2 separate regions of the Homo sapiens genome follow, and region 1 is linked to region 2. Evidence: chromatin loops called from intact Hi-C (ENCODE). Cell type or tissue: mammary epithelial cell. All regions are shown on one strand. Links, peaks and the distances in the headings refer to the core of each region. The heading gives the core; the rest is flanking DNA. Region 1 has its middle 930 kb from the start of TSG1. Region 2 has its middle 490 kb from the start of MANEA-DT.

Region 1 (16,790 bases), core at 3,309-11,308, 460 kb before region 2:
ATGCAAACATACATACATGTATATACACATTAATAAAGGCAAAGTTACTTTCTCAAAGTAACTTTGGAAATTTCACTTTGACATACATATACGTGTATATACAGATTTTTCCTTTTTATTTCTGTGAGTTTTAAGATGATGATGATTAATTTTTCAAAAGCTTTTTTTCATTTAAATTCATTGATCTTATTGATTTCCATCAAATAATATTGAGAAAGCACATTGTGACGGTAAATATTGACTGTCAACTTGATTGGACTGAAGGAAGCAAAGTGTTGTTCCTGGGCATGTCTGTGAGGGTGTTGCCAAAGGAGATTAACATTTGAGTCAGTGGACTGGGAAAGGCAGACTCACCCTCAATCTTGGTGGGCACAATCCAATCAGCTGCCAGCGTGGCTAGAATAAAAGCAGGCAAAAGAACGTGGAAATATTAGACTGGCTTAGCCTCCAAGCCTATATCTTTCTTGTGTGCTGGATGCTTCCTGCCCTCGAACATCGGACTCCAAGTTCTTCAGCTTTGGGAATCAGAATGAATTCCTTGCTCCTCAGTTTGCAGATGGCCTATTGTGAGACCTCACCTTGTGATCATGTGTGTTAATACTCCTTAATAAGCTCCCCTTTATATATTCATCTATCCTATTAATTCTGTCCCTCTAGAGAACCCTGACTAATGCACATACTTAATTATGAAAGAAATAAAAAATTTACAAACTACATATTTTTATTAAAAATTATACATGCATATATGCCTTAGATCATATTATATATTCGATGTCCTATTTATATGTAATTGGGTCTTATTCTACAAAGAGTTCTCTAATATGAATATTTAAAACACATAGATTGTGGATTGGAAGACTCTCAAAAGCTAATAGTGATTATCCACTAGCTGGTAGATTTGTTGTTAATTTATCATATGAACTCCACTGTTTAATAATTAAATATAACTAAACCTTATTTTATTTACTCTTAAGGAATTTTTTTAAATTAGCAATAATTTTATAGCAATGAAATTGCCTAGACACAATGTGAAAACAAACAGCTATAAGTAGGCATAAAGTTAAACATACAAAATACTGTTGTATTTTTAAAAAGTTACTGGTTAATTTTATGATCCACTGCCACATTTATAGTTATGCAAACTAACAGAAGAGCATACATATATCATGCTTCACTAATCAAATAATTATTTATGTAAAATAAAATAATTACTTATAATTTTTATATTGCTTTTATAGCATTATTTCTGCAAATATAAAAACATTCTTAATTATTGGTACAAGTAAAACAATTATCTGTTCAGTTTTGCAAAACTACTTTAAAATATTTGTTTTTAAGAAATTGTTTCACCAAAGTAAATAAATATTTATAAGGGAGGAAAAATTACTTGGTACAAAACTATTTTTCACTGTGACATTCTTATAAATAAGCCTCATGGCATTACTTAATGCTATGAATTTACTTCATACATTGGTTTAATTTAATTTAGTCAACTAATTATTTAAACCTATCTTTGAACTTTTAAAGAGGCTCAATTTTCCCTATGCTTCTTCCCAAATTTCTGTATAGGATCATAGAATTACACGGCAACCTAGAATTAGCAGAAAAAAAGCAAGATCTGTTTCTTTTTTTCACATTCATTTATAATTAATCCCCACTAAACTGCTTTTATTTCTCAGAATCCCTGCACCATTCTTTCACTATGGTGTGCATATTATTTCCTAAATAATTTTTATAAAAATGCCTGAAATGTCACTTTTTAAGTTCTACTTTTGCTTTCTTAGGGTTTTAGTGATAAAAAAGTAAAAAAAAAAAAAAAAAAAAAGGAAAATCCCACTCGCTTTCCTACGATGAATCTGTTTTTTTCTCATTTAGCAAATACTACCTGAAGAACAACTCATTTGGATATTTCTTTATGTTGAGCTTGATTAAACTTTCCATCCTCATTCAGTGCTGTAGGATCATGTTAATTTTTGCTCATTTGAGTCTCTTATCCAATCCAGTCAAAAAAATCAGTACAGTATTTCATAGTGTCTGTTGTTGAGTATTCTGATCACATTACTTACGGTAGATATTTACTACATGCCAAAGACAATGTTTCACAACTGCTCTTCATTATGGTTTTTGCCAAATCTATTACTATAAATCATATTTCAACATATGATCCAAAGGATCACAACTGTCTGCATAAAAACTTATAGAAACAGATATAATCGATCACCTCCTCTGTTGTTTCTACTAACCAGGTTTTGAATATTTAAGGGGGAAAATTAAGTTGTAGCAATTTCAAAGCTGTCAGAAGAATCAAATCTGGCCTATGCAAATATATTTTGTTAAAATTATGCTTAGAAATACAAAAGCTGTAGCCTAATAATTTTATGAACAGTTTGAAAAAAAGAATCATATTAACTTATTTATTTTATTACTTGTTGCATTACTAGTATGAGGCATATTGCCTGAGAATAGTAGACACGCAAGATATATTTGTTGAACTGAAATAAATTTAACTTTTAAAAAACATAATTAATAATATTCCTCAATACTCTAACATAGTACTATATATGTGTATATATCATTATGTACTAGTATAGTACTAGAATTAATATACACATTCCTTTGACATACTTTTTCTTATTCATTGATTTCATTTTACATACCTATTTCAATTATTTCTAAAAATTATTTTCTGTATTCTTCAAATATTTGCCCAGGTAGCTCAACAAATTCCTGAATTACATTCTCAGATTCTGATTTATTGGGTCTGGAGAGGTACAAGGAAGTAAAATTTTAGCAAAGATCTTTGGTGATCCTAATGAAATCAATAATAATACAATCAATAATATTTTACAAAACTACTTTAAAATATTTGTTTTTGAGAATATTGTTTCACCAAAGTAACATAAATATTTTAAGAAAACATTTATGTGAAATATTTTTAAGAAAAAATTCAATAATATTTTGACATGCTCAATAATATTTTAATGGGCTAAACAGATATCAATAGATTTTCATATTCTCCTAATTCTTATTTTGCAGGGGAATTTGGTTTTCTTGCCTGTTAGATACAATATGAGAATTGAGTTTGCTAGAGTGCATTCTCCAAGATTACCTGTGACCCAGAAAGCTTACAGAACTTGGATTAAAACCTTAAAAACCTACTAACACTTTACATGCTGTTGCAGTACTTCAGTTGCAATAGCTACTTATTTTTCTAGACTCCTTTATTCATCTCTTCTTCCTTATTTGCTGAGATACAAGAAACTAATAGATTTGTTTGTGACCAAGATGGTCTATTCATCTTCCTCACCTCTACTAAACTTTAGACAGGTTTCTCCCTGACTGTAGGTCCCTAACCTCCCTGTTCTTGGAGTGTTTAGTTTAGAAAACTTAGAATTATAAATTCTCTCTCTGTCCTTTTGAGATGTAAATCTTCTCCCTGCCTCCTACAACCCAGGAATATCTGTTTCAAGAAACAGAGCCATCTCTTTGAAATATAGTCATCAAAGAACAGAGTGTCACCATCTCCCAGTTTCTGTGAGAGGGTAGGGGCCTAATGTCCACAGGCACCAATTAGCACACACAAATGGCCTCATCACATACACCATGCTTCCCTATAATGTCCTTCAGTACTTTTCCACCGGCTCACTTTTCTTGCTTTTTGTTTCAACAGAGTTAAGTTCAGTCTGTCTTCCATATTGTAATAGTCTTGAATAAAGTCTTCCTTGTCTGTTTATGTCCACTGCAATTTTTCTTCAATATTAGTTTTTACCTCTTTTCTTTAAGAAGAGAAACTCTTATATTACCAAGAAGAACCTTAGCAATTCAAAAACTTTCTATTTGTAATATCAGAAAAAAACTTCAGCTCCAGGATATCTGACTAGTCAATTGCTGCTTAATTATGTTTATAATTGCTAGTGATTCCCTCATTATAAATAGCAGTTGATATTGATGTGTCACTTTAACTTATCTTCATAGTCTCAGGGAACCATAAAATCTCCACCAAAGGTCTCTTTCTACATGCTCCATATTTGTATTAACATTGCTTCCTAATTCAAATAAAGACATGTAAAATATGAAATTAATGGAAGCTTCTTTGGGAAAGTGAACAGTAACTATTGCTCTTCAAAACTCTGTTTGTAGATGCTCTTTCTAAGTTTGATGGATGGAAATAATTTATCCAGAAATATCTTTATACATTATTTTTGCAATATGAGTATCTAATTAAAGAACAATGGTTATGACAAATAAATGTAAAAGTTGATTTATTCTACCAAAGAAATATGTATTTAACATGGCCTATTTTAAGAAATCATTAATTGAATACTTTGAATTTTCTCTAGACTCCATAATAATATTCTAAAAAAGAAAACGATCATAATGAAAATCACTTAAATAAAAATAATTTCTAAGTATAAATTATAACAGTATTGTTGATGTATTTGCATAATATTCTAATTGTTGCAAGACAGAAGCAGCCATAAGTTGGCATATAAATCATGGTATGAGGGTATTATGGATTTCACTGGGTGGGCAATTAGGTTTCAATATGTAAGGGAGTGCTTTGGGAAACTTAAATTTGTTTTATAACCTCATTATATTAAAATTTAGCTATATAATTGAAGCACATATTCACAGCTTAAGGCTTCCTTAAACTACACTAGAAAATTGTTTAATCTTTGGAAATGGTTTATATAGGCATACTTTAAAAAATTTTTCCTATGAGGCTGAATTTTTTCTAGTTAGAAAAAAATTACCATATATAATAGTAATTAAAATGTGTACTTATTGCTTACAAACAACTCAACAAACAACAAAACAAAATAAAACAACTTCCACCCCTCTTTCCATATTGCATACCACTTCTCTCACTTTATCTTTCTTTTCACATTTCTCATAATTAAGACATAACAGCTGTGCATCCAGCTTTTCTTCATATTCCTCATTTCTTGGCTTCACATTCCTCATTTTGTTAAAATATGTAACATAAAGTCACTGCTATCAGACTCTGTGCTTTGAATTTTCTTAATTTAGAAGTCCTAAAATATCTGCCCAATAGAGGATTTGTTCAATCCCTATTTAAGCAAAGTCCTTAGTGCTACATTTTGAGCTGTTAAAATGAAATTAAGTTTCAGCTGTAACAGGTATATTGGATTGTTCCTGGAACTTATAATTCTCTAAAATTGGGAGACTGCCCTGAAAAGAAGCTGAGAATTAAATAAAAATAGACTTATCCTGTTTTGGTCAGCTTCTCAAGTAGGAAAAACAATAGTCAATGTGGCTGTTTATTAATTTTTATTAAAGGAAATATTTGTTCTAGTAAAATTATACTTTTCCCCCTCAAATTTTAACCAACTTTCATTTTCGAAACATTTTTAGAAGAAATAGTCATTGATAAAAATGATATTAACTTGTTTTAAGCTTTTTAAATAGTGATATAATAATAATAATGTGTCTTTATTGTTTGTATCTAGAAAGACCATTTTTATTTTCAGCTTTTACATTTACTTAGAACTCCCCACATTTTAACATCCTCAAACATTTAAATGGAAACATTTTTTCTCATAAATTTATTTTCTATTAAATTGTGTGCATGATTGAAATGCATTCTTCTCTTCCAAATGTTCATATTGAAATTACTACAGTATTAATATTTATCATTAAAACAGCACAAAATATTGAATATTATAAGATCAGAATTTCTGCTTGCTGAATTCATTCCCACAGCTCTTCAATATAAAATAAGTTTGGAAAATTCAAACTTTAATATACAGTATATGATTATGTAGCAGTGTTTTAATGATTTATTGGCTACATAAGTTTTTTACACAGATAAGATTGTAAATTAATAAAAGAAATCCAGGTTATTAGTAAGAGAACAAAAGAATGTGGAATAAATATGGAGCATAGCAATGAGGAGGTGTGGACACATCCATGGGTTCACTACTTTCCTCCTTGAAAATACAATTATAAGTGAATCTAGAATACTAAAAATTCAGCAGTCTCCTTGGTCCATGGCTAATTCTACACTTAAATTGAGAGATGAAATAACCATATTACAAATACTAACGATCATCATCTATTTTCATTGGCCTTACATTCTCCTCCATTTAATATGGAAAATTGCTTTGTCTACAAAATGTTCATTTTTTTCTATTTTTAAAATGTGGCCTCTGTATTTTAATCTATAATTTCCTAAAGTATTGAATTACGTGGTTTGACTTTACACTATGCGAAGATTAAGCATTTCCTTTTGTTCCTTTTAAATTAACCTTCCATTAGTTTTGAGTGATCCCTCCTTCTTGTATTATGAAATAGCACATAAAAAGGATCTTATCAATTTTTACTATACCCATCACAATCTTAAATAACTCAATTATATTTACTCTATCTCTTCACATTTCCAGGCTAAATAATCTTAGCTTCCCTGACTTCCTTTTGTGTATGAGTAAGTTTCATTCTACTTTAACCATCTTATGTGTCCTTTTGTGAACGCTTTCATTCTTATCTTTCCCTGGGGGATATATCTTAAGACAGTATTTCATATTGGAAGATTCCATATATAATTATAACATACCTTAGTGCTATTAATTTGCATTTATATACCATTTCATTTATGCAAAGTGCTTTTCAGTTTATCTTCACAATATTGCTGGGAACTTATTAGCATATGTTTTTGGAAAGAGAAAGTACAAAGAGGTTGAAACTAACCCCAAATCACTAGAGGTACATCTAAATCATCTTTTGAAACAAGAAAAAAAAATGATCTTTTTCATTTAAATAATCTATTTAAAATGCTAATTTGATTGATGGGAACTTACTAAAAGCCCTTGTTAATTTTCTAGTAATAGAAGGAACAAGTGAACAAAATGATAATTTTGAAATAGTTATTCTCAAACTAGTAAGACTACTTTTTTACATGTGAGAATGAGTTAGAAATGTAAAAGTTTATAACATATTTTGAGTTTAAAATAATTTTTATCAAACAATAAAGAATTTCTAGTATTTTAAAAACTCAAAGTTAATTGTACTCAAAATTTTAATTGGGGTGGATTGAATCTAGCAATATCAATTACATAAGTAGATTTCAGCTTTACATCCCAGGAGGTATCTCCTCTCCATGCTTATGTAGATTGGAGGTGGTCATTATGATGATCTGAGTTACACAACCCTGTTTTAGACCCTTGGCTTGATGGAAATTCACTATATTCATTCCTGGGCTTTTGGTTTCATTGGTGTAATACTTACAACTAAGGTCTAATATTTTGTGCTGCTTGGACTGGTGAAATCATGAGCCTCAAATGGCTTAATCACTAGTTTTAAAGTCTTCTCTCTGCTCCTACAAATTAGGTCCTCTAGCCAAACAAACCACCTTACCAAATGGATCAGGTGAAGCTCCTGCTTATCCCTGAGCAGCTTGCAGTTCTCTGCCAGCCCACAAAATGATTCAAACAAGCCCACCACATTCTCCCTCCAGGACAAGAAGACACTCTACCTTCTTGTGGGTCTGCCCCCACAGCCCCTAGCTGTTCCGTCTGTTATAGATTGCAACCCCTGTGTGGAATGCAGTGTCCTTTTCCCCTAGGGAGTGGGTGTGCATGACTCATAAACTTCCGTGGATCTTATCTGTCTAGTGACAGTTGTCATGTGTTTAGCCATTGCTATAATCTTAAGGTGGGAATATCTACTTCACCTAAAGGATGACTAGGAGGCGCTAAAACATCACATAATATCAGTTCTTGGATCACTGGTCACTTTGTTCGCTAATGAGCCACAGCCTTAAAGAGTATTTCATTTGTTAGCATGCTTATATCCCATACTAATAAATTTAAAAATTGTGAAGATGTGGGTTTACAAATAGGCATGAAGATTTTCTAAGAAGTTTTTTTTTTTTTTTTTAATTATACAGGCCCCTGGAGTAGTCTTTGGAAAGTAATTTCTTACGATAAAAGCAATTTCAAAGCATTTACTGTTTTTACTAGGGTGTCCAAATTTCTGCATTTGTAAGAACCTTAGTGAAATGCAGCTAATATCAGTTTGGTATGCAGAAAAACCACAAGTAGAAAGAAAAGAATATCTCAGGATTAGAAACAGGGAAGAACCATAAATAAGTAATTAATTTACTGAGAAGATATCATGTAACAAAAAAAAAAAAAACAAATACTAGGCCACTATCTCATTTAATTTTTATAATAATTCTAAGGAGAGTCATTATTTCTTTGTTTAAAATATGAGAAGTCTGATTCTGAGAGATATTATATATATTTTTCAAAATGTATACAGCTGGCGAAGAGCAGAACTCTTTTCTGTTGGTTAAAACACATACATTTTTCATTATAATAGAAAACCAAAACAACACAAAAATTAAAGAAAGAGAAAGGAAGGAAGGGAGAGAGGAAGCAAGGAAGGGAAAGGAAGAAAAGTGAAAGGAAAGGAAAGACACAGATTAGGGAAAAACAGTTTTGTTACCTTTTCTTAAATTTTTAAGTGGGAGCAGTTAAAATTATGGTAATAGGATGGTTCTGGTATTCTCTTAAAAATGAATCCTCAGCTTTTTCAATAAATTACTGTGGAGACTAGTATGCTAAGTAAAATTGCTTCACCATAAGTACCAGCATTCATGATAAAGGTAAACATCTTATTTATAGTCAGATATTTGTTTTTATTTAGATGCGTTATTTAATAATTTTTTTACACTGAATATTTTACTGATGATATAAGATCTATAATCTTGTATGGTATACCCTAGAAAACGTTAGAAACATAATCTGTGTAAAATTACGTATATAGAAAATGCATTTCTAATTCTAAACTTATAATTTTATTATAACAAAGGGAGACAGTATTGCTTTATTAAAAAAAGTAAAAATAAAAGTTTCAAAATGCAATGCAGTTGGAATAAATGTTTACCACTTTTTATTTTTTAAAAAAGGAAAGTACAGTGCCTTTTTCAAATACCTTTACAATTTTTGAACACTTCTCAGTCAATAATCTTGTGTATTAAAACATTCATTGGAGGTGATGTGACACATCATTGGTCTTGAGTCATATTTACTATATCATATAATTATTAGCAAATAAATACAATGTGACAAACAAGATTGATAAAAAGTTCTCTCTACCAACTTGCAAAATGTTTTGCCCAGGTTTCTTGCCTTTGAGAGAAATCATAACTTTGGTTTGAGGAATAGAAAAGTAAATATGAAGGACTTCTGCTGTCACTGTCTTAAAAGTATCAAATTTAGAAAAGCTTCTATTTTTCTTCAATGTTTGTATGACTATTAAGGAAAGTGCTTTTTTGAGATATGTATCTACATACTAGATACACTTTATAGAGTAGTAATGGGTCTTTCTTTGAATATTCCTCCAGTCCAGTATTTCAAACTTCCCCTATTACAACAATGCGCCTGGGGAACTTGTTACAAATAGAGGCACTTGCCCTCACATTCACCTTCAATAGGCCCAGAGTAGGGCTCAGGATATTTGTACTCCCCAGGAATTTACTTTGTACTTGTTGTGAATAATTAGCAATCACTATTTATGTATTAAAATTTAAAATGCTAAAAATCTAGAAAGCTACCTCAAGTCTTATAATAGTAAATTTCTATTTTAGTAATTATTTTATTTATTTTTAATTTTGGATAATTTTATCATTGCTCAAAAATGTCAATAATTTCCAATAGCCTGGTTATTCACAAAAGATTATCATTTTTAAAAGTCAAAATCTTTATAGTTTGGGAGGATCACCTCATTTGTACTTCAATATTATATTGCCTCGTGTAGCTGAGTTAATGGTAAGCAATTTAATTTTTTATTCTACATTTTCTGAATCTGTGACATTTTCCTAAATTCTTTGCAATTTTTGCCTTATCTGAATATTGCTTTTCTTTGTCTAATTAAGCAGTTTTTTTATTTTTAGATTTTTTTTTCTGTGAACATCTATTAAATCACAGACATAATGGTTTTGTTGTATGGACCACTATGTGAAACTTATACGGAAAGCAGGTCAGGGAAGTGCTGGGAGGAAAAGGGTGGGTCCCTGGTAAGGGTTCCATCCCTGGGCCTGGGCCCATGGACCTAGGTGAGGACAGGCACTCCTGTGCAACATCTGCCTTAGCACCCAGATGTTGCATTTCCAAAGACCACCCTGGCCTACCATGTCCCCATCCTGTGCCTATAAAAACCCCAAGACCCTGACAGGCGGACACACAAGCGGCTGGACATCAAGAGCACGTCAAGGGGAGCAGGCCAGCAGAAGAACACACAACAGACTCAGGCAGGCCATTGACCTGTGGAAGGAGGTGGAATTCGGCCGGAGCAGTCAGAGGAGAGCCCAGGGACTGCAGGGGAAAACCATCTTCCTTCTGGCTCCCCCATTTGCTGAGAGCTACTTCCACTCAATAAAACCTTGCACTCATTCTCCAAGCCCACATGCGATCTGATTCTTCTGGTACCTAATACAGAAAGCCCTCTGTCCTTTCTCTAAGGCAGGGGTCTAATTGAGCTGACTAACCACAAGCCACCTATGGATGGCTAAACTTTTGAGCCCCCTGTAACACATGCCCACTGGGGCTTCAGTTGTAAACATTCACCCCTAGACACTGCCATGGGGTCGGAGCCCCACAGCCTGCCAGTCTGTGTGCTCCCCTAGAGGTTTGAGCAGCGGGGCACTGAAGAAGTGAGCTACACCCCCGTCGCACGCCCTGCGAGAGAGACAAGGGATCCTTTCCAGTTTCAAAACCATAAATACATAACTAGAAAAATTAACATAGTCTGAAAAAGACTCGATGATCTTAACATGTCATTAGTTGCATGCATACCACACTTTGAGAAGTGCTCTGAGAAAATACTAGAAAAGGTATTGATCACAATACAAATGTTTTTGATAAACTGGTGGCAGCACAACTGACACCTTGATGGGGCTTAATGATGGAGCTGAGGCAGTACATTCTAAAAAATGAAGTCTTCCAATAAAGCAGTCTTATGGTAGTATGTAAAAGAAAATACAAGACACATAATAGAAGACAATTTAAAATGTCTTGGTGTCTATATAGGTGGGTGTGTATTAATTCCTAATGCAGAAGACATTACTATAAACTGAGTGACTTAAATTTATTGTCTTACATTTCTGGATGTCAGAAGACCAAAATACACTTTATAGGTTACAGTCAAAGCCCTGTCATTGCCTTATTCCTTCTGGAATTTGTAGAGGAGAGTCCATTTTCTTGCCTTTTCCACCTTCTAAAGATTTTCTGAATTGTTTGGTTCACGGCCCCTTCCTCTGTCTTCAAAGCACATAAATTCAGCCTCTGATTCTGTCATAGTCTCTTCTCTCCAACTCTGAAGATCCAGCCCTTGTGATTACATTAGACCTGGCTGGAAAATTCAGTATAATATTTACATCTCAAGGTCCTTAATAAAATCTATCCGCAAAGTCCCTTTGTCATGTAAGACAACATATTCGTAGGTTCTGGAAATAAGGACACGGACATCTTTAGGAGCCACTATTCTGTTCATCACAGCATGGGAAGATGAAAATGACATGAAAATGATAACAGATAGCTAGGTCAGATAGTGATTAAGGATAAAAGAAGAAGAAAGAGCCAGAGTGTGCACAACATGTGTATGTATTTGTAAGAGGTTGCTAATTAATCCAGTTATTCGTATGTTGGATACCGTGGACCAATACTTAGGATAGAGTTCAGAGTTGTTAGCATTCTAAATAACTATAAATTTGGGAGACATTAATATAGAGATAACAGTTTAATATGTTGAACTGGCTAAGTTTGATAAAAGACAAAAATATGTATAGAATAGAAGACTATGGAGTGGAGTCTGAAGAGGAAGAACGGAGAGGTAGTAAAGGATAAAAGGAGACTACAGATACAGTAAAACCTAGGAGGAAAGTGTTTGAAGAGGACTGACAAGGCACAGAGTCAGATAGGATAGGATCTAAGCAACAGTGACCAAATACCATGGGAAAAAGAAATTAAATAGATGGAATATATACGTGTCTAGGACTTTCTACCAGCCACTGTGCTAGGTATATTAGATAGATTAGGTCCTCTCATTCTTACACTAAAACTACAAAGAACTTAATATCAGTGACTGTTCACAGATGAGGAAAGTGAGGCTTAGTCTTTCCATGATAATTTATCTAATAACTGCAGGGTATAAAAGCAGTTGTGTCTAATTTCCAAACCTGTGGTCTGTTCTTTGCGTCATGCAGCCTTTTAGGAGAAGTGGAAACCAGATTAGAAATGATTCAACAATGAAGGTATACAAACAAACAACAAAAATAAAATTGAAGACAGTGAGTGTAAACTACCTTTTAGAGAAAGAAGAGAAGTGAGAGGAGATAGGTAGCTTGAAAGGCAGTTCTGTAAAATTGTTAAGCCTAGGACACAAGCATTTCCAGGCCAAAGAAATGGAAAACATTTTTCTTAAATGATGTATTTGAGTGCTCAGGATAGAAGACAGAGAAGATATTATTGATGAAAATGAGTTGTTAGAGAGATAGGAAACAAGGAAACCAAATTTTAGATAGAAAAATCAGCCCTAAAAGGAAGCCAGCAAAATGGAACCAAACCTCATCCAGTCATATCATTACGTTCCGCTGTGTCAAATGCTTAACTGCTTAGCTAAGAAAAGGTGCAGAATTACTGTTTGTGTCCCCGCTACCTCCACAAAATTCATGTTGAAATCCTAACCCTCATAGCGATTATATTAGGGATGGGGCCTTTGGGGAATGATTAGGTCTTGCCTGTGGATTAGGGCCCTTAAAAAAAGACACAAGAGAGTTTTACTTCAGCTCTCTCTGCTCTTACAACCATGTTATAATACAATGAGAAGTAGACGATCTGTAATCCAGAAGATGGCCCTCACCTGAACTCAACCATATACTGCCACTCTGGTCTTGAACTTCCAGCCCCCAGAATTGTGAGAAATTAATTTTAGCAGTTTATATGCCTTCCAGTCTGCGGTACTTGGTTACATCAGTCCAAACTGACTAAGACACATATCATCTGTGTTATAGTTCCCAGGCATTTGCTCATATAATTTTTTCAGCTTGAAATTCCTTTCCTAAGATTTTGTTAAAATTCTACTCATGGACTAAAAACCTGCAGGTATATGATCCTCATTCATGAGATAGTATTGATTCTTTCTACAGAAGTATTCTTTTATGCTTACTTTTTCAGTGTGTGCCTCTCTTTCAGCCTGTGCCTGCTTCAAAGTGAGTAACAATATTAACAGCTATGTTATTGTTAGTATTCGTAACTACCAGATACTATGCCATAAACTTTGTGTACAATAACTCATTTAATCATAACACAACCGGATAGCTCTATTTTATTAAAAACAAAAACAAAACTGTGTTTAAGAATAAATTTTGAAGTTTACCTAACATTATGTAGCTAATTATGAGAGAAACAGGAATCAATACTTTGTCTTTTGTCTTAGCTCACCTCTGTTTGGAAGCAAGAAGAATTCCCAAAACTGTTTAAATAAAAACAAGGGAGAATTATTTTAGTGGCATGTGTTTTATAACAGGAAAACTTCGTATCTGGGTCTTACAGATTATGAACTGGAACAGGTCTGGATCTCTTAGCAACAGGTGATTACAGGCCTAGACACTCATGCCCCACTCTTAATGGGATTTTATAACCAATCAACAATTTCTGTATCCCCTTGGGAATTCTAATCAAGAAAGATAGCAATAATCCTAAACCACATTATTTTATAGATCAAGAAATTTAGCAAAAATATATGAACAATTTTTTAAATTAATTGATCAAAAATTTAGGAGAGTTAATATTTATTCAGGATTCATTTGTTTTGTTTACTTTTTTTTTCGGTATGTTTTTTGAGACAGGGTCTTACTCTATCACCCAGGGTGTAGTGCAGTGGCAAAACCTCGGCTCTCTGCAGCCTCAACTTCCCAGGGCCAAGCGATCCTCCCACCTCAGACTCCTGAAGAGCTGGTACTACAGGCATGTGCCACCACACCAAGCGAATTTTTGTATTTTTTGTAAAGATGGGGTTTTGCCATGTTGCCCAAGCTGGTCCTCAACTCCTAGGTTCAGGCGATCTGCCTATCTTGGCCTCCCAAAGTACTGGGATTACAGGCATGAGCCACATGCCCAACCCAGGATTCATTTTCTTACATGAAACCACTTAAGAAAAAAAAAAAGAAGAAATTAAAGGGAAGGTGAAAAACATATTTCGCAGAACACAGATACAGTAAGAAAATCTAAAACTCTCTGCAGGGCGCGGTGAGGCTCGCACCTGTAATCCCAGCACTTTGGGAGGCCAAGGCAGGCGGATCACCTGAGATCAGGGGCTCGAGACCAGCCTGGACAACATCATGAAATCCCGACTCTACTAAAAATACAAAAATTAGCCGGGTGTGGTGGCACATGCCTGTAATCCCAGCTACTTGGGAGTCTTAGACAGGAGAATCACTTGAACCTAGAAAGCAGAGGTTGCAGTGAGCTGAGATCACACCTCTACACTCTAGCGTGGGTGACAGAGCAAGACACCATCTCAAAAAAAAAAAAAAAAGAAAGAAAGAAAGAAAAAAAAGAACCTGAGATATTAGGGTTATCAGAAGCCTTGCTCACTTTACTGAGGGCAAGTTATCTTTGCTTGTCTCTGCTTCTCTGGGTTGATTTCCTTCTTATCTCTTTCCGCTGATGGATTTTCTTGTATTTCAAATAGTTTCATATAACTTTCACTTAAATTTTCATCATAGATTATATTACTTGAATATAAATTTCTTATTAAAATAAACTGATAAATCCAGCTTGGATTCGTTGTTCACTCATTTTTCGATCAGCTAGAGAGAGGGGCTTAATGTCCCACATTCTACAACCAATTCAGGAGGCACTGGGAGAGCATATAAAGCAAGAACATGACAACTGGATGATGACCCTTCATAAAAAAGGCACTTTAGTGTCAGGAAATCTGTCCAAGAGTTATTTTCCTATTCTCTTCCTAAGGGTAGTACCAACAACACTCATGTACACTCTTAATTATAGACATATTCATAATTAACATATTCATTTAATTTATATTTATTAGTCTAATACATAAGGCTATATAATAAAGTAGTTTAATAAGAATTTTTACAAAAAGTAAAATAAATATTTCTATTTTTGAGATTTTTATCTTTGTCAAGCTCTATCTTAAAATACAGCAATCCAATGATTTGCATCAGCTTTTTTACCGAAGGGAAATGTTTCTAACATCCATAATAATATCCTTATGTGCCTATGTAAGCCTGAAAAATAATTCCAACATTATGATTGATGAATTTTCGGCTGTCTCAGGTTTTAAAATTGATTGGAGAGAAGTGGAAATTGTAATACAACTTGCTTTGTCTGCACAGCATGCCTTCTAAGTAAATCACTAAATGAACACCAGAGGGAATTAAATATTTTGGAACGCTATAAAAATAAATTTGAAAGAAAAATAAAACTTTGAATGAAATATGTATGGATTTTCTTAAGTCTATTATGACATAACTATGAAACTTAAAATAGAAGGATATATTGGTCTTTAAAGATAATAGTACTTTAGAAAAAGAGATTGATTAGTCAGATTTTTGCTCATTTTGTTTCATGGTTTAGAAAAATTTTTTAAATTGTTTTCCCAACATGACAGCCTAAAATTTATTACATCATATCTTTTTGCCCAACACTCATATTTCCAGAGGCAGAAAGTTATTCTACATAATTTCTCAAAGTGAACTGATGCCCTTTTGAAGTCAGGGCTTCAGTCTCCATATGGGGAACCAGGGCTCCATTTCCTGAGCACAGGCAACTCAAGTTGTTGTCAAGCTGATGACCTGCTTAATTTAATCCCTAAAGCTGATCTGCCTGTGTTTCCTGTCACAGTGATTTCCTTTCTGAGTGGGTAATCTGATTTGCCTTAGATTACTGAAGTCAATAGTTTATCTGAACTATGTTTGAGATGTCATGAATTTACATTTTGGGTGGTAGAGTTGGTCATTTGCCCACACTTGGCCTTTCCTGTGATTTTTTTTTTTTTTTTTTTGAATTTGAGAGTTCACCTAAGGAGAATAGAATTTAATAGTCATGCAGATTTTTAACAATCTGTTTAACATGAGCAACATGGAACTGATATAGACCATGCAAGACTTCATATTCAATAGATTTAACAAAGGTTTTAGACAGAGAATAAGCCTTTTTCCATATTATACCCATTTTTTTCGATTTCTTTTCAGGTTGTTTCTCTTACTATCAACACATAGCTATCCATATCCATAATTAGAGAGGATTACAAAGATAGAGGAGTGAGGGTAACCCTACTCATGGGATAGATTCTTCCAGCTTGCAGTTTTTCCCATCAACTCTTGAGAATCTCATTGGGCATCTTACTTCTTGTAAGTTGGTAGCACCTTTTGACTTATCAAATCTGTTCATTCACCAAAGTGTACTAAGTGCCAGGTTTGTGCCAGTCATTTGCCAAGCACTGTGTTAAGCACTGAGCAGATAATAATGATCACAATATGAGTGCATGCCATATTGAATGTAGAACTCAATTAATCTTAACAATCCCCAGATGGATCTAGGTATTCCCAAAATCTTGCTGCCAAGGTTATTGATGTGATCAGCATCCATATATGGTAAACTAGACAAATCATTTTTTTATATAATTCATGCATATCAATGTGGGGAGAGAGAGTATTATTAGCAGTTCTATCTTCTTTATTCAAATATATCCTAGTAGGTAACAATAACACACAATAAACAAACAAGTTCTAAGGAAAT
Region 2 (16,790 bases), core at 5,920-13,919:
ATGTAGATAATAAATTATATCAGCATCATCCATTTAAAACTTCATCAATTTACATAGAACCACAAAGCCCAATTTGTGATATATCAAAAATCTGCATAATGTGGATTGTTTCTGGACTTTTTTTTCTACTACTTGATGTTTTCTTAGTTCCTAGACTAATACTATTGTCTTATTTATCAAAAGACTATAATAATTTATAATATTTGATGATGCAATTCCCTTTTCCTGTTCTTCACAGGAATGTCTTAGAAAATTCTGGCACTTTCTCTTTACTATAAATTTTAGAATCTTCTTGATATGATACACAAAATAAACTGTAGGGATTTTGATGTTAAGTGTATTAAATCTATAAATTAGTTTGGGGAGCATTGACATTTACAGGTTATAGACTCTTCCTATATAAGAACCTGACATATGTGTCCATTTATTTAGGTCTTACTTAATGCTTCCAACAAAACATTTTTACTTTCTTCAGAAAAAGCATGCTAGTAATATTCAAGTTACTTTGTTTCTGAGGTAGCTACAAGTAACATAAGTTGAAAATTATATTGTCCCAGAGTTATTTTAGTTTTTGCTCCTGTAGATAAATGCAACTGAGATTTATGTTAAGATTTTTAATACAATCAACTCAGTAACATTTTTTATTAGAAATCAGTTTATTTCTATATTTTTGTTTTTTACATATAGATAATTATGTCATCTGTGAATAATTGATGATGGCAGTGGCCCATCTGGAGAAGCCACTGCAGGACGCCAGCTGCAGCGGGGGAGGCATGGCCAGGGCTGTGTCTTCCATGGAGCCAGCGGGAGCCAGAAACAGGTGGGAGCCCTGCCCCCTACCAAGTTGGCCGAATGGAAGCCCAAGGCTCCTGGGCAAAGCTGCAGCTACCCAGCTGTGGCTTCAGACCCGGGCATCCCTGTGCTCCCGGGGTCCCGAGAAGCCCTTGGCCCCTAGAGTCTCAAAAGTACCTGCTCTTACTCCCTGGCCTCTCCCCACTCCGAGTGCTCACCCCAGTGCAGAGCGAAGTGGTGGCGGCGGAGCCCAGGTGCTGCTGTGTGACCTGGCCAGGTGTGTGTGTGCACTCCGGGGCAGGCTGCCATGCAAACCCCCTGTCACCTTGACCCTCTCTGGACTTTGAGCTCTGACGAGTGCGGGGGGAGGGGAGGAGGGTTGAGGGCAGCTCCGCAAGAGCCAGCAGGCACCCCTTGGCATGAACAGCCTGAGCACCATGGACAGTATGTTGATGACAGGAGGCAGACAGGTTCCTAGGCAGAAAGGAATGGTACCCAGTAAAATCCCCACCTTCAAGCCAGCAACAGTCTGAAGCCTGGGGTTGAACTGCCAGTTCTGGGTGGAGTCCACCGCCTGGAGTGAGAAGTTATGGTGCTTCTTCCAGCTACCCATGGCCACCTATGGACCAATCATCACGTACTTCCTCCCTTCTGAGTCCATAAAAATCCCAGGACTCAGCCAGACTCAGACACACGTCCGGAATACATGGATGCAGAAAGGAACTACCCACTTTGGGTCTCCTGAGAGCTGTTATGTAGCTCAATGAAGCTCCTCTCTCCCTTGCTCATTCTGCATACCTCATTCCCCCCTGATGCGGGACAAGAACTCGGGACCCACCGAATGGTGGGACTGAAAGAGCTGTAACACAGGCCAGGCGCGGTGGCTCATGCCTGTAATCCAAGCACTTTGGGAGGCCGAGGTGGGTGGATCACGAGGTCAGGAGATCGAGACCATTCTGGCTAACAAGGTGAAACCCCATCTGTACTAAAAATACCAAAAAAAAAAAAAAAGGCCGAGCGTGGTGGCAGGTTCCTGTAAGCCCAGCTACTCGGGAGGCTGAGGCGGGAGAATCGCTTGAACCCGGGAGGCAGAGGTTGCAGTGAGCCGAGATAGCGCCACTGCACTCCAGCCTGGGCGACAGAGACAGACTCTGTCTCCAAAAACAAAAACAAAACAAAAAAAAAAAAGAGCTGTAACACAAATAGGTCTGAAACACTACACCCTGCCCCCAACCATTTGCCACCTTACGGTGACGAGAAGGAGAGAATAGCTACGGCCCTCCTGGGAGCCCAGACCTTGGGGCTTCCTGAGCCAGGGCTGTGACACGCTGTAACACCCGCTTAGGTGCTCTGCAGTTCCTGGCATCTCTGACCTTTCAGGTGCCATCACGTTCCCCTTGTCCAGATGAGGGTGCCTGCAGCGGAAGCAGCTTGTTGTACCTCTGGTCCAGCCACAGCTTCACACAGAGCCAGCGCCTGTGCTGGCGCCTGGAGCTGCCGGGCCCACCACAGCCCAACACAGCTCGCCACACCAGAGCCGGTGCGGCGTGCCTGGCTGGGCACAGTGGCAGGGCAGGACCCCACGCTCGTTCACTTGCTCATACACCCGTTGCCGCTCTGGGTCTGGCTTGCCCTTGGCGGGCGTGGGATCCGGGCCCTTCACGCAAACTGAGCTCAGCCTACTGGGCCAAAGGGGCTGAAGGAGCCCAGGGGGTGCAAACAAAACCCGATCAGAGGCAATGCCAGCCACAGAGGTTTCCGGCTAGGGAAGTGACACGCTAAGGATCCTGTAGCTTCGTATCTTCAAACCTTTGGTATATAAAGCAACTGGCGAAACAAATCTGAAGACTTGTGTCTCACTCAGAGCTTTTGAACTTGCTACTACGCCAAACCAATGTTCTTTAAAAAATAATAATGTAAAATACTCAAGGCCTGGCATGGTAGGTTACACCTGTAATCCCAGCACTTTGGAAGACCAAGGCGGGCAGATCGCTTGAGGCCACGAGTTAGAGACCAGCTGTGCCAACCAAAAAAATTAGCCAGGAGTGGTGGTGTGAGCCTGTAATCCCAGCTACTCCGGAGGCTGAGGCATGAAAATCTTTTGAACCCGGAGGCAGAGGCTGCAGCGAGCCAAGATCATGTCACTGCACTCCAGCCTGGGTGACAGAATGAGACTCTGTACAATATATATATATATATGTTTGTATACCTATATGCAAAACATATATATATATATGTATACACACATACACACACACACCCAGACTTGTTCTAATAGTCTATATCCACAACCAGATTTTTAAAAATCACAAAACTAACATTCTGGAAAATCATATTGTGTCACCAATGGTGAGACCCCTAAAGCTAAATGTAAATTAACTATATTTACCATGATTTGTTTTACAATGTAATGATTCAATTGGAATACTTGTATGTTCACTATCTTATGTCATATTTTATTATTTTCTTTGGCTGCTTCAAAAACTGCTAATTTTAATACAAGTTCCAAGTTTAGGAAAAAAACATACTTTCACAATGCTTTATATTTTTCAGAGAATATTTGCATTCATTACATCAACTGCAATTCATAGGGATTCTGTGAGCTGAGATGTCATTACATTACTTCTCAGGTGAATAATTTAGTGGACTTATTAAAAATTAGAAAAAATTAGAAACCAGGCATGGTGGCTCATGCCTGTAATCCCAGCACTTTGGGAGGCTGAGGCGGGTGGTTCACCTGAGGTCAGGAGTTCGAGACTAGCCTGGCCAACATGATGAAACCCCATCTATACTAAAAATACAAAAATTAGCTGGGTGTGATGGCATGCCCCTGTAATCCCAGCTACTGGGGAGGCTGAGGCAGGAGAATGGCTTGAACCAGGGAGGCGGAGGTGGCAGTGAGCGGAGATCGTGCCATTGCATTCCAGCCTGGACAACAAAAGCAGAACTCCCTCTCAAAAACAAAAAAAGAAAGAAGAAAGAAAGAAAGAGAGAGAGAGAAAGAAAGAAAGAGAGAGAGAAAGGAAGGAAGGAAGAAAGGATGTTAGAAGCCTATATCATATTTATTCCATGATTTATTTCATGTTAGACACTTGCAATATCACAGCATGATTAAATTATGACTCCAAAAATAAAAAAATAAAAATGTTATTAAGAAAACACCAACAGCAGGAGAAACATTGTTTGTTACTCATTATTTCCTATCTCACATTCTTTATGAATAATTTCAAAAATGTTAAATGTTAAATGTTATAAAATAAATTGGGTTTATTAAATGATTTGTTAAATAAAACAAATTTCTCCACTAAATATATATAAGGGCCATATAAAAGTTTATTATACACATATGTATATATATATATATATAAATAAACACACACATATATATAGAGAGAGAGGTTATACTGATTGAGACTAAATAGATAAGCTATTGATAAGCTGATTGATAAGCTAGAAAGACATAGTTTTGTTAATCTGATAGCTAGTTTTTGTTGGTCTAATTCCTCATAGATATATAAATGTAACTATTTTAACAGTGTATAATAGGGGACAAGCTCAAGTTATGTATCAAGTTTTGATTTATTCATATTTTCCTATCTAATCCTTGTGAAAAATAGTGATATTGATGTCACAGGCCATAGTTACAAAACATGCAACTAAATGAATCACAGATAAATTCATCTCATTACCTTAGCTTACTAAAAATATTTATTTTTATGTTCTTACTAAACTAACTCCTATGGTTCACTTTTTGCCTTTTATAGGATTATCCATCCACTGCATATAATATTTTCCCTTGCAATAGCCTTTGTGTGTGCTGTTGAAAATCAATAACCTTGAATGCTGTGTGTGGTGGCAAGTCTACCAACTCTGTCAGACAAGGAGAGAGAGGACAATTAAGATATTGCATTTAGGCATGTGTATTAACTCACCATCTCACATGGAAAAGGTAATGCGTGTAACCCTCACAATAGTGGAGTATAGGGAGCTTTTAAATAGGGAGTTTAATCTCCTTTAGAGCAAAGCCACACTCTCTGTTGCCCTAGGTTTTTGGCAAGATTCCCAGAAGCTGCAGTCATTCATGAGCCACACACTCTGTTCTTTGGAAAATTGCAATGAGATCCTCACACAGTGCAACCAATGCTCTCGTTTTGGACGCCTCATCTGTAAAACATCCCCTCACACATGTGTATACACGTGCGTGGTACTTAACTCAGCCACCACCGAAGAATGGAGCACTGCAGGGATTTGAACCTGTAGTTGCAGGAAGTCCAAGTATTTCAAACCTTATGTGTCGACTATAAAACCATTCCCTCTGGCTGATTATTCTGGAATTAAAATGTAGTTCATGTTAAGCAAGCTTGGAAAATTCCCAAATCAAATAAGCTTGTTTAGAAGGGTTGTTCTCTCTTTAGAAATGCTGAAGCCACAGCTTTATTCCACCTTGGTTCCCTTTGACTTTTGTAATGTACTCTTACGTTCTCATTCACACTAAACTCTGTGAAATTTGAATAAGATTTCTCTACAAATGAGATATGCTGAGTGTAACTATAAAATGTAATACAGTACACAATATGTGTTTACTTATTTAAATTCTGGAGCTATGAAAAATTAGTAGTATATTTTATTTTGAAGGCAAGGGGAAATCTCTTTCACTACTATTGTTTGTTTAACAGAATAGAGTGTGAGATTGTATCTTGACTGGGTAAACTAAAATGGCTAATTAGATCAATATGTATAAATCTTAAATGTTTCCTATGCAATATTTTATAGGTATGTATATTTGATGTTCATACTAATTGAGGTTGTCAATTTCAATAAATACACTTGTCTTATATTTCATTTACTTTATTTTGAAATATCGAATTTTGTTAAAGTTCTTGTTTAAAAATGAAGAGATTGAAAATCTAGTAGGTCAGCTTTTGGATATATGCACTTTCTGAAGTTTACACACATCTAAGATACATATGTTATATTTAAACATATAACTTAAATTACACACACACATATCATTAAACAGAAAAGGCAAAACAGCATATAATATCTGTTACCACTGCCAATAGCAAAAGCATAAGACAATGTCTATTCTATCTCTTCATAACATAAAATTTTGCTCTAATTTAACTGGAAATAAACAGTTTCACATTAAGCTTTGGCAAATAATATTTATAGCAATTAAGCTATTTCAGTTACTGAAGTTGTATAATCCTTAGCATTAACTGGCAATCAAGAAAGGAACCTCCAGAGCTTCAGGTTTGCAGACAGTGCAGTTAGATACCTTAAGACATGCTTTCTTTGCATGTACACTAGTTGTTTTGTTCACCTCATACACATACCTATAGCTTTTTTGTTGTTGTTACAGAGACATTTTCTTTGATATTATCATGTTATATTTCCTCAGAGCATTTTCTACCCCAGGGCTGAATGTGCTTTTGCAAAACTGATTTCATTAATTCTTCTAATACTTCTGTGATTTTAAAAAAGAAACGAGAGTGGCAGAGAGAGGGCAGGTGGTGTTTTTTTTTATTTTTATAGAGAAACTGAGACACTCAGAAGTTTATGTAGTTTCCTAGGCAATAATACATTTAAGTCAAGAAAACAAAATATAAGTAAAATATAAGCAAAAAATTAGCAAGCCCTCATAGCTCGTTTTTATTTTTTATTTTACCTTTATTTTCTTTGCACAGAAACATATAACCTGGCTTTATTTGTATTTTATATAGTTAAATTGAAGATGGCTTGCTCTCTCCAGGATTAGCACATTGTTTAGAAACTGGACACTTCCAAACAACAAAAACCAGAGTCAAAACCCATGTGGCCTTACTCAATTGTCCCCAGCAATTTCAATTTGGTATCTTCTGCAGATTTCATGATTGGCTATGAGGCAATGCATTAGAACACATGTAGAGAGACAATGGGGAGTTCCTTTTAAGACAACTCAACTTTGACATAAATGCAAAAAATGAAATACTTCATAGAAATTAAAATATATATCCTATAAATAGTTATACCAATATATGTATGTGTATATATTTGCTTCATTGATATTTACAACTAAGAAGGAAGAATAAAAATTAGTTAACCGGAAAATACAGGATGCAGAGTATGTGCCAAAACATGCTTCCATAGACAGATGAAAATTTGAGCATCATTTAAGATCCTACACATAATATAAGACACAATAACCTGGAAAAATCTGTTTGCATTTTAGTGAAAAATAAGGCTAAGAAGAAACAATCATCATTTGATAACAATCTTTTACTTTCTACTTATTCTATTAAAGTATATAAATTATAATTGAAATATTTTCTGTAGCCAATATGTCATCAGGGTCATAAAAACAAGAAAATTAAATTAGATCTGTTTTTGAATTGATATTTTCTTTTTAACTTGTCTCGTTGTTACATTTTTTTCTGAAATGAATTTATCAATCTTTTGAAGCTCTCAAGCCATATAAAATGAGGTGTTATTAATGGGATGTATTTGGTTGCCTAAACTGATTTAATATGCATTTTTATATCTTGTGTATGAATGAAAATATTTACTTTAAAATATATTGAAGAGTCATAGTATTATTTTTACTGTTAAAAATGATGCTACGTAATTCAGCTTCCTTAAGGGGAATACTGAAGACATTTAAACCTGTTTAGAACTTTCTTCTGAAATTGCACATTTTATTTATATTACAAAGAACATTTTTTCTTGTTCATCACTTGGAAGACATATTATTGCAAGTTAATAGGATAGTAGACATAGTTAATAGTTACTGTATTATTTAAAATTTCACAATTTCCATAAAAACCACTTTTTATATTTTTTCCTTTGGCATTTTTACTCAGATTAAAATGTATATTTAATTTGAGAAAAAACACTAACATTGGAATAAAATTCAACATTTGTGCAAATCAAGTAATTTTGCAAATTTAGTGTAAACTTGACAAAAGGATAACTGTGAGATGAGACTGAAAGAGGAAAATTGTGGTTAAAGGATCAACTGGAAGAAACCTGCTGTAAGAGATTATATTTATGAACAATTTCTTAAAGACAACATTATTAGAAACTAAGTTTGTAATAAATTCTGTATGAAACAAATGTAAATAAAGTAAAACATATTATTATAAAAGTAAGCCCTCGATGAAAATTGGTTGTTAAAGAGCCTATTGGCATTATAGAGAAAATAAGCCTGAAAGAACAGCTCCAGTTGTCATATCTGTTCAGATATTTTGCAAAGTTTTGACATTGAAAAATTCACATTTAAAAAATAGAGGTGAACCCGAGCACACAGAAAATAATTTCATAGAGATTTCAATTTGTTACACAGTATGACCGTGCATTTGAAAGACTGTGTTTTTTTTATTTTTGACGTATGTAAGAGAAACAGATATCTAATATTTTTTATGTCAACTAGCGTTGTACAAAGAAGATAATCAGTTTCATGTTCCTCTCACATGTGTGGCAGGCCTCACTGAAGACAACTGGAGCTAGAATCAGAGAGATTTCCAGCAATTCTTGAAACAAAGCAAAGTAAGAAAGCTCAAAGCTTTTGCAGAAATTGTGACATTTGACTCAAGTTAATGACCCCACTCCCTATGTAGCTATAAATGATAACAACAATAACAAAAAGAGCGTAGCTGTTACAGTGACATGCTTTTTCTTGAGAAAAATATTGCAATTTAAAATAAACTTTTATTTCAGAGTTCATCCACCACCCTACCCCCAGCCTTCACACACACACACACACACACACACACACACACACACACACACGCACACACAAATGTAAGCTTCAGAGATATTCACTCAAACTGAAAGAGCCATCCATGAATTTTGGTCGTCTTTGTGTTATATCCTAAGATAGTTTTTACCTTTCTTCCTGTGTGATATAGATGCAGGTTAACAACAAAAACAATGAAAAAATTTAAAAATCAACAGCTTGAAGAGTGCTAATTAGAACCAATTATAATTTCATTGTCCTGCCATGGTTCACTATGTCCTGGTTAAAAAAATAGTAATAATTTTGATTTCTGTACATGTCTGGCTTTATGCACATGGCTGATTGGAGAAGTTTAATATTCAACACATGTGCGTAAAGTAATCCTTTAGACTAGCAGTCTAAAGGTAGCAATAACCTATACAATTCCTTGTGTTAATTTCTAATTAATGTGATTAAATAAATACCATCAGACTTCAAAAGGACCACTTACTTTATGGAACCAGTGTTTATTTAACTGGTATGTGAAATTGGTTTTCATGTCAATAAAGATATTAAAGTTTCTATATTGTGTATTCATCATGAAATCATAGAAATGACTATACTAACAACAAAGAAGAAAGTTCCCTCAAATCAATTTGGTTCTTGAGGAAAGCAATTCAATCTTAATGTAACCTACACTAGTTAACAAAAGATATTTCATGAGCTTTGGTTAGAAATGTAATACAGTAACCTAGAATTACCTTACATCTAAGTTTAGCAACTACCATTTTCAAACTGTCTGTACCTAGCTTAAAAAGTTGTCTACTCCCATCTAGCGGTCATAATGTTAAATTTCCTTTCAAAACTTAGCAGCCTGAATGGTCTGCATTAAGGCAAATGGAACTGCTGTTTTATTGTCAGAATTAAATAATTAATGCAGTTAACAACATCTGCATAGATTAAGTAATTCAGCCTCATGGGTTTTGTTGATAGCAGTAATTTTAAAGGCAGCATAAAATGGTTTTAGTCTGATTTATGGAGCGTAGCTCATGCTGCCAGAGCCGCATGGAGTTCATTGACTGAAAAACTCCGAGGATCACTCAGGAGGATTGCCGTAGTTCTATAGTCAACAATCTCTTATGAATATTTTATAAAAATGTCTATGTATAAAGAAAAGGAAAGTTCAAGCAATGAGGTCCTCTGTGTACAACTGAACTCCAGAATATAAAAATAGATGATTGATCTCTTCAAACCCTTGTTAAAGAAAAATTAAGACTGTCAGTTTTTAAAATAAAATATGCTTTAACATTTTTATCATGTAATCTTTATTTTTAGTACCAAAATGCAGACTAGAAGAGCATTTGTTGTGTTAATGATACCTGATTTTCAAAAACAAACAAAAAAACCTGAAAAGAAAACAAATTCCATTTCATATTTCAGCAAAAGGAAGTGGTTTTGTTTTGTTTTGATTTTAAATCGTCCTAATATAGCAGCACGTGACTTGGTGTGGGTATAATGTCATACATTTACATATGTTGGATTAATTGGAACCTTGTACAATGGTGAAATGCAGCTCCATGTCAACAAATATAATTAAATCCTCGTAGTATCTATGCAGTTGGAAATAACTACTCGCTCTTTTCCAGTGAGTAGAAATGTGAGCTAATTATCCAGCAGAGCATATCTACTTATTTTACTCACTAAAATACATTGAGCATCTCCATACAAATACCATACTGGTGTTCAGCAAAAATCTAGGGTTTATGTCGCTATTGAACAGACAAGAGAAGCATACATCATAACTCCAAACAAAGGAATGGTCTAGTCATAACATAGTGTCGGGGTTCTAATGGAAGTAGGAAACCACAGTGGTTGGGAAAGCTCCTGGGGGTGATAGGGTTTGATCTAAAGATTGAATAATGAGTGTGATTTGTGTTAGAAGCAAGAAGATAATGGCTTCAACAGAAACAAAGATGCTAAGTTAAGAGCAAATTAGATATGTTTGAGGGAAAGCTAGCAGATTATTCTCTCAAGAATAGAGAAGACTCATGCCAGGAAACAGTGGGAGATAGTTAGAAAAGTAGTTTGGACCAGACTAGAAAGCATCCTGAATGCCTCGACATGCAGGAAAGCTGAGTAAGCTGAGGTTGGACAGATGAGTTTTCACTGCAGGTATAAAATAAATATGGGAAAATGTAACACGCGAATTCCTGCAAGATGACTACAAAGAAAAAAATTATTAGAAGCTTGTTCACTTACATAAAAACCATGAGAGTTGTGCAGTGGTTAGTTGATCAGGATAAATTGAAAAGTTGTACTATGGAACATACTTACTGATTCATGCGTATAAGCATCAACACTTTTAGCATCTACTATGTGCTAGGGACAGGTATGAGTATTTAGGGTTTACATTTAAATGCTATTTAAAATGTTAGAAACATAATATGTATTAGTGGCAGCATAAAGAATATATATTTTTCATCACTGTAAAACACAATGTAGAATCAATACTCAACTATACTTAAAGTTAATGTAGATAACGGGTTGATGGGTGCAGCAAAGCACCGTGGCACGTGTATACCTATGTAACAAACCTGCACGTTCTGCACACGTATCCCAGAACTTAAAGTATAATAATAAAACAACTTGGATTAAAAATTGAAAAAAAAGAGGTTTAGGGTTAATTACAAAGCCTAATTCAGATATTTTATGTATAATTTATTTTAAAAAAATTTTTTAATCTATTTTGAGTTTTTACTTGTTCAATAGAACTGCCATTAAAAAGCTAGAACAATTGTGATGAACTGAAATGGTATGAAAAACAATGAGTGTAAGTCATTTTAAATTAAACTAAATTATCTTAAAACTTTGGCAACTAATATCAACCAGTGACTTCTAGTAAGACAGGGAACAATAAATAATAAATCACTTTTTTTTAAAAAGTGCATATCAATTTATTACTCTGTTTCAGACTGTCCCTCCACTGACGTACATGTGAAAGAATAAGTGTGATTTGTGTGTGAGATACATATACATGTGCATATATTTATATATCTCACTTGCAAATAGATAAATGATAGGTGTAAAAGATAAAAATCACTAAACTATAAGTAAACATATCAAATATAAGTATAATATAATTTTTAACTTATATTCTTTAGAAACCAGAACTGAGTATTTCAATTCCCAGTGTCTAAAATATGACAGTATGGAATTTTATCCTTTGAGTAGATTTTAAAATTGATTCATATTTGTAGTGAAAAATATTTCTTTGTAATTATTTAGGCAAATACAAATTTAAAAAAATAAACTTCCCTGTTATATTTAATGATACTATTTCAGATAAAGTTAAAATGGCAAATATTCCAATCGTACATGTGTGTGTTAATCATTGCATTTCACAAGTCTAGTTTTACATTCTAAAATAATTCACATTCTAGAAAGATATTAGAATTTTTAAAAATTTAGCACTTGAAACAAACGCCTTTCACAAACACATTTTGTAAAATAAAATATTAAATGAATTTAACCAGGGTAATATTTTAAATTTTTTTGGCTGAAGGATTTTAGTAAGCTCCCATGAGGCATGTTTTCTTTTGCTGATGGGCTGAAAGATAGGATGATTCAATGACTTTGATGTGCTTTTATCAAGGTACATCAAGACTAAAATCAACACCATCAAACAAAACTATTTTTTTATTTTGTTTTCTTAGGATAAAAGAAAGCATATGCCTTTGGATTAAGAAAAAAACAAAGCAAAACCAAAACAATAAAGTTTGCCTGCGATAGGCAGGTGAGTCAGAGGAGTGAAGTTCTGCTTAGTGAATCATTCCAAGAGGTATTTTGTTTAGCTGTTTCAAGACTCATGCCTCCACCCTCCCCCAACCATTTTTTTTTTTTAATATTGTAGTAAAGAACAAAGGCGATCAACAGGAAAAGCAATATAGTAATTAAGTAGTAATTGGTAGAAGAGGCTTTGGGGTTAAAATTAATAAAACCAGCATGATGTACATTAAGACTGTATAAATATTTAAGGAACTACAGCCTGCTTGGAGATTTAAACCGATTAGCAAAACATTTGAATCTGGAGATTCAAATGTTTCAGGTAGATAAAATAAACAGAGACTGCTTGTTGGAAATATGATCAGTTTTCGTCCTGGGAGTGCTGTATTTTTTTTATTTTAATCATCAAAATAAAACACTTTTGATGTTTTGTGTAAAAGGTTTTATATTGCATCTAACGCAATGCAGGAAATGGAATCACAAATGAAATCATTGCAGATGTTTTTCTTTTCTTGTCAGATCATGTATTATAGATGGAATTCTGGCCTTTCACATTGAAATTAAAGGGAAAGTATAACACAAGAAACTGAAAACTCATCCTTCAGGATTTTCTTTGCTGGTAATATTGATACATAAAAATTTATCTACGGGCAGGAAATCATTTAAAGGTAAAATAGTTATTCTTCATTTCCAGCAATCCAAATGATATAGTCAATGTAATTGAAAATAATTAATAGAGGCATTATAACTTCTCTTTAATCCATTTCCTTTCTCTTACAAAATCTACTACAGGAATTTGATATAAATTTCAGGATTTAATATTTAACATCTAGATGAAATTTTTAAAAACAGAACTATTAATTGAATGTTGGCAAATATATGCATGCTTATATTTAATTAGACAAAATGTCTAATAATTTAAAGGTATTTTATAATTTTTACCTGAACCCTTTTGTAGCACACAGCATTAAACTTGACAATGTTTAGAATTAATACTAGGTTCTGAGTTATATTCACACAAGATCAAAATACCCACATGAATAGGGACACTTTCGTAATCATTTGGGCAAAACTAAATGTTCAATATAAACACATTCTGTTGATTCAACAAATTAATCATTAACTCACAAAATTAGTTAGCATCAGGTGTACTGTGAATTATGAGATACCTACCTTACATCAGAATTCCTCAGCAAAGATCTATATATTTAGTATCTTTATACTCAGTTCCCGTGAAAACATTAATTTTTGCTAGTAGAATGCATCTGTAGAGAATACACACCCATACCAAGGCCAGTACATTTAGGTTCCTATTTGCAATTTTAAATTTGTATTTGTAGAAATGCCAAATAAATGTTTTGAACAAGAAAAGAGTGATAGAATAGCCAATAATTGTCAGTGAATACATCAAAGCTTTTCTTTCTATTGACAGAGCACTGGGGAGAAATGCTTATAAAAGGGGGTTGTAGTCAGAAGACTTTCTCTCTAATAGATATTAGGCACTATGTGGGTCAGGAAACAAGCTAAGACAACGATCCATCAAGAATACCTTGTCCTAAATATGTCAAATATTTAAGTTTTCTTTTTCTTGTTTATGTTTTCTACATCTTCTCCCTGGCCTATTTTTCTTACTTAAAAATACAACAAAACAAACTATCATTCCATAGCATTGATTTTTAGCTCTTGGCCATACCCAATCTTAGACTATTTTCTCAATATTATCTTTTTTGGAATACTACATTCAAAATTCTTGTTGTTAATACAAATAGGGAATTTTGATGTTCTTTTTAAAACAAGCCATTTTGTTTATTTTAAAGGAGAAATGTATACAGTTATTAAAGCATTTTAGCTTTTCTAAATTCTGCTTCAAAGTATTGTATCATGTATATCATGACAAACATGTAGATGGAAGAATATAGTACTTTTGTTTACATGCTGGTTGAAAGAGGCATCAAGTTAAGAGTAATCATTTGCATTTTCCTTTTACACTTTTGCTTGTAAGTGTAGCAATATATCTTTGCTGATTATAAAGGCATTTGCTGACCTACCCACCACTTTGCCTAGCACAAAAAAATTCAATATTCATTAATCATACAAACATGAGCTTATATTAAATGTGCAATAGATGTTAAGATAATCTATGTTAATTCACTCTCCATTTAGGAAAACAAAATTTTACCTATCAATATCTAGTAAATAATAGGGTAATAATTAATTCTATATTTTACACAAAAGGCAAATTCAGTAACTCTTGATCATTCCTAGCATCACAAAATAAAATGTGTCCCATCAAGTAGTGTGTAGTAGATGACGGATTTTTCGTTAGTTATAGTAACGTATAAAACCCTTCTGTATGTTGCAGTTCTCTCCCATGTAACTCATTAAAAGCAGTGTCAGTTAAAGGCTCTTGCACATCTGACAGCAGTAGGAAATACCTCCGTAACTTCCCCACTGACACTTACCTGTTCTCTCTGTTGATTTATACCAACTGAATTTTCTCATGCCAGATACTTAAAAATTCCAAAACATATAAATGATGGAATCATAAGGTTTGATAGATAGGGCTAACACATCATTTGGACCAGCCTTTTATCTCTGATGCAAAGAAGGTCAGATGATTATCTAGCTAATTTATTTCAAAATTGTATTTATGTGAAGTGCATAATTTATTTCTTATTGTTTAATATTTGAAATAATTATTACCCTTCTGCTGGGAAAAAATATATTAAAATATAATTCAGTTACCATAGGAAAACAACTGGAAGTTGAGTATATTGTCTACCATCATCAGATCTTGCACTGCAGCAAAATTATCCCTGCTGTAATGATAGAAAATTGCATGGATATTTACTGAGCATTCACTATGTGACAATCCCCAAAATAAAAGTTATTCTTCTAAACCAATATGTTCTGAGTTTAGACAGGTAATAAAAATATAAAATTTCATAGATCTATCATTTTAGTTGCTTTGTTTTAATGCCTCAAATTAAGAGTCACAAAAGGCACTTCCATTTTGTGGTTTGCTAAAATTAACATATCATAGAAAATGTTTAAATATGTGTGCTAATAACATAGCACTAATTAGTGTCTCTCTTGTTAAGAATTTCTTATTTAGTTGTTACTGGAATCACAACAACTTCATGGATATTTTAATATTAAAAATGTTATAATTGTCTACCCCTTAAAGTTTTTACTGAGACCATGTAAGCCCTGAAAAATTCCAAGAAAAATAAGCATATATAGAAAATAGTCTTTGCAGCCATCTCCAGGAGTAGAGAACAGAAGAATTGCTAAAGGAGAGTGAGACTTTCCAAGATGAGGACCTCACCTGCGAACAGCTGAGCCAAGATTGCAGATAAAAAAGACCCCACAGATTTTTCTTCAACATAAAATGCATTTAAAGCAGAAAACTGCAATGACCACAAATGGGACAGCCACCAAACAAAAATAGGAGGTGAAACCTGAGATTATAAAGAATATTAACGTAATTTTTAATAGTTAAAAATTAAATTATTTCATTACTTAATATTTTATAACATAGGCCTACTAATACTATGTAAAGTTGATAAATAAGAAAATTTATTTTAAAAAATATAATATAAAGTCAATAAGCTAAACAAAAAACATCTAAAATTAAATCTCCATTTGATTCAAGCATCAGACTACACAATGTGAGCTACAAGATCTGGTATTAGGTAAGAGTGGCCTTTGTTTCTCTTGACAAGAACAAAGTAATAAAACACAATGTTTTAGATATTTTTGACACATTTGAGAGAATTATCTACCAGATAGAATATGAATAGAGATGACTGAAGGGATAAAGGATTACAGAATTCAGGTCAAGTTGGGAATGACTGAGAAAATTCAAGAAACATGGAAATTATTTTGTCAGACATTTCTTCTTTCATTATACATGAGAAAAGTAAAATCTGAAGCCATTTTTAGAAATAAAGTTTCTTTATATTACCTTGTTCAGTTGAAAAAGAAATATGGCAAATGTACACATAGGGGTGTGTGTGTGTGTGTGTGTGTGTGTGTGTGTGTGTATATGTGTTGGTCATGGTGTGAAGATGTGCAGCCGCTCCCAGTCATATGTGGTGTATGGTAATGATGAGGAGGCAGGAGTTGTTCTTCAGCACCCTTGAGGGCATTGGCAAAAGGAAAATAATAAGCCCCTGAGAGTCCATATCCCTTTAGCAGTATATGAATTTAATATAATGGAAAAAGAAGTTAAAGTCAGAGATGGAAACAGGTAACGCTATGCAAAGATGGAACGAAACATAAAAATCTGCTTCTCTAGTAGTAAATTTGATAATATAAACAATCATATTTTGTCTACAAATTATTAAGCATAGAATATATAATGATAATTATAACAGTCACTGGTTCAGCCACCATCTTCCTATGTTATATTTGGTATTATGAATGAATGAAATTGGCAATATGATTTAACAGTTGTGCCTTCAATGTCATGCTATTTAAAAATAGTGGTCAGAAAACATTTCTATCATATTTTTCACTG

What was found. Hi-C counts contacts between places; a loop is a spot of excess contacts. Peaks named below come from ENCODE experiments on the same cell type or tissue, not always from the same donor. Only the 100,000 strongest peaks of a DNase experiment are listed, where the experiment ranks them.
Region 1: a loop joins it to region 2, with 23 times the contacts of the local background. A loop is called at or near these places in 9 of 110 quality-filtered maps.

Annotation. Positions count from the first base shown.
Region 1 is chr6:94,629,558-94,646,347 of GRCh38, forward strand. No RefSeq gene overlaps it. Among named protein-coding and RNA genes, the nearest start is that of TSG1, 930 kb to the left of the region's middle. In mammary epithelial cell, for the core only: a CTCF peak has its summit at 7,697; no DNase peak of the experiment used is centred there.
Region 2 is chr6:95,082,699-95,099,488 of GRCh38, forward strand. No RefSeq gene overlaps it. Among named protein-coding and RNA genes, the nearest start is that of MANEA-DT, 490 kb to the right of the region's middle. In mammary epithelial cell, for the core only: a CTCF peak has its summit at 9,316 (motif pointing left); DNase peaks (open chromatin) are centred at 10,633 and 12,323; H3K4me3 peaks cover 224 bases; H3K27ac peaks cover 3,618 bases.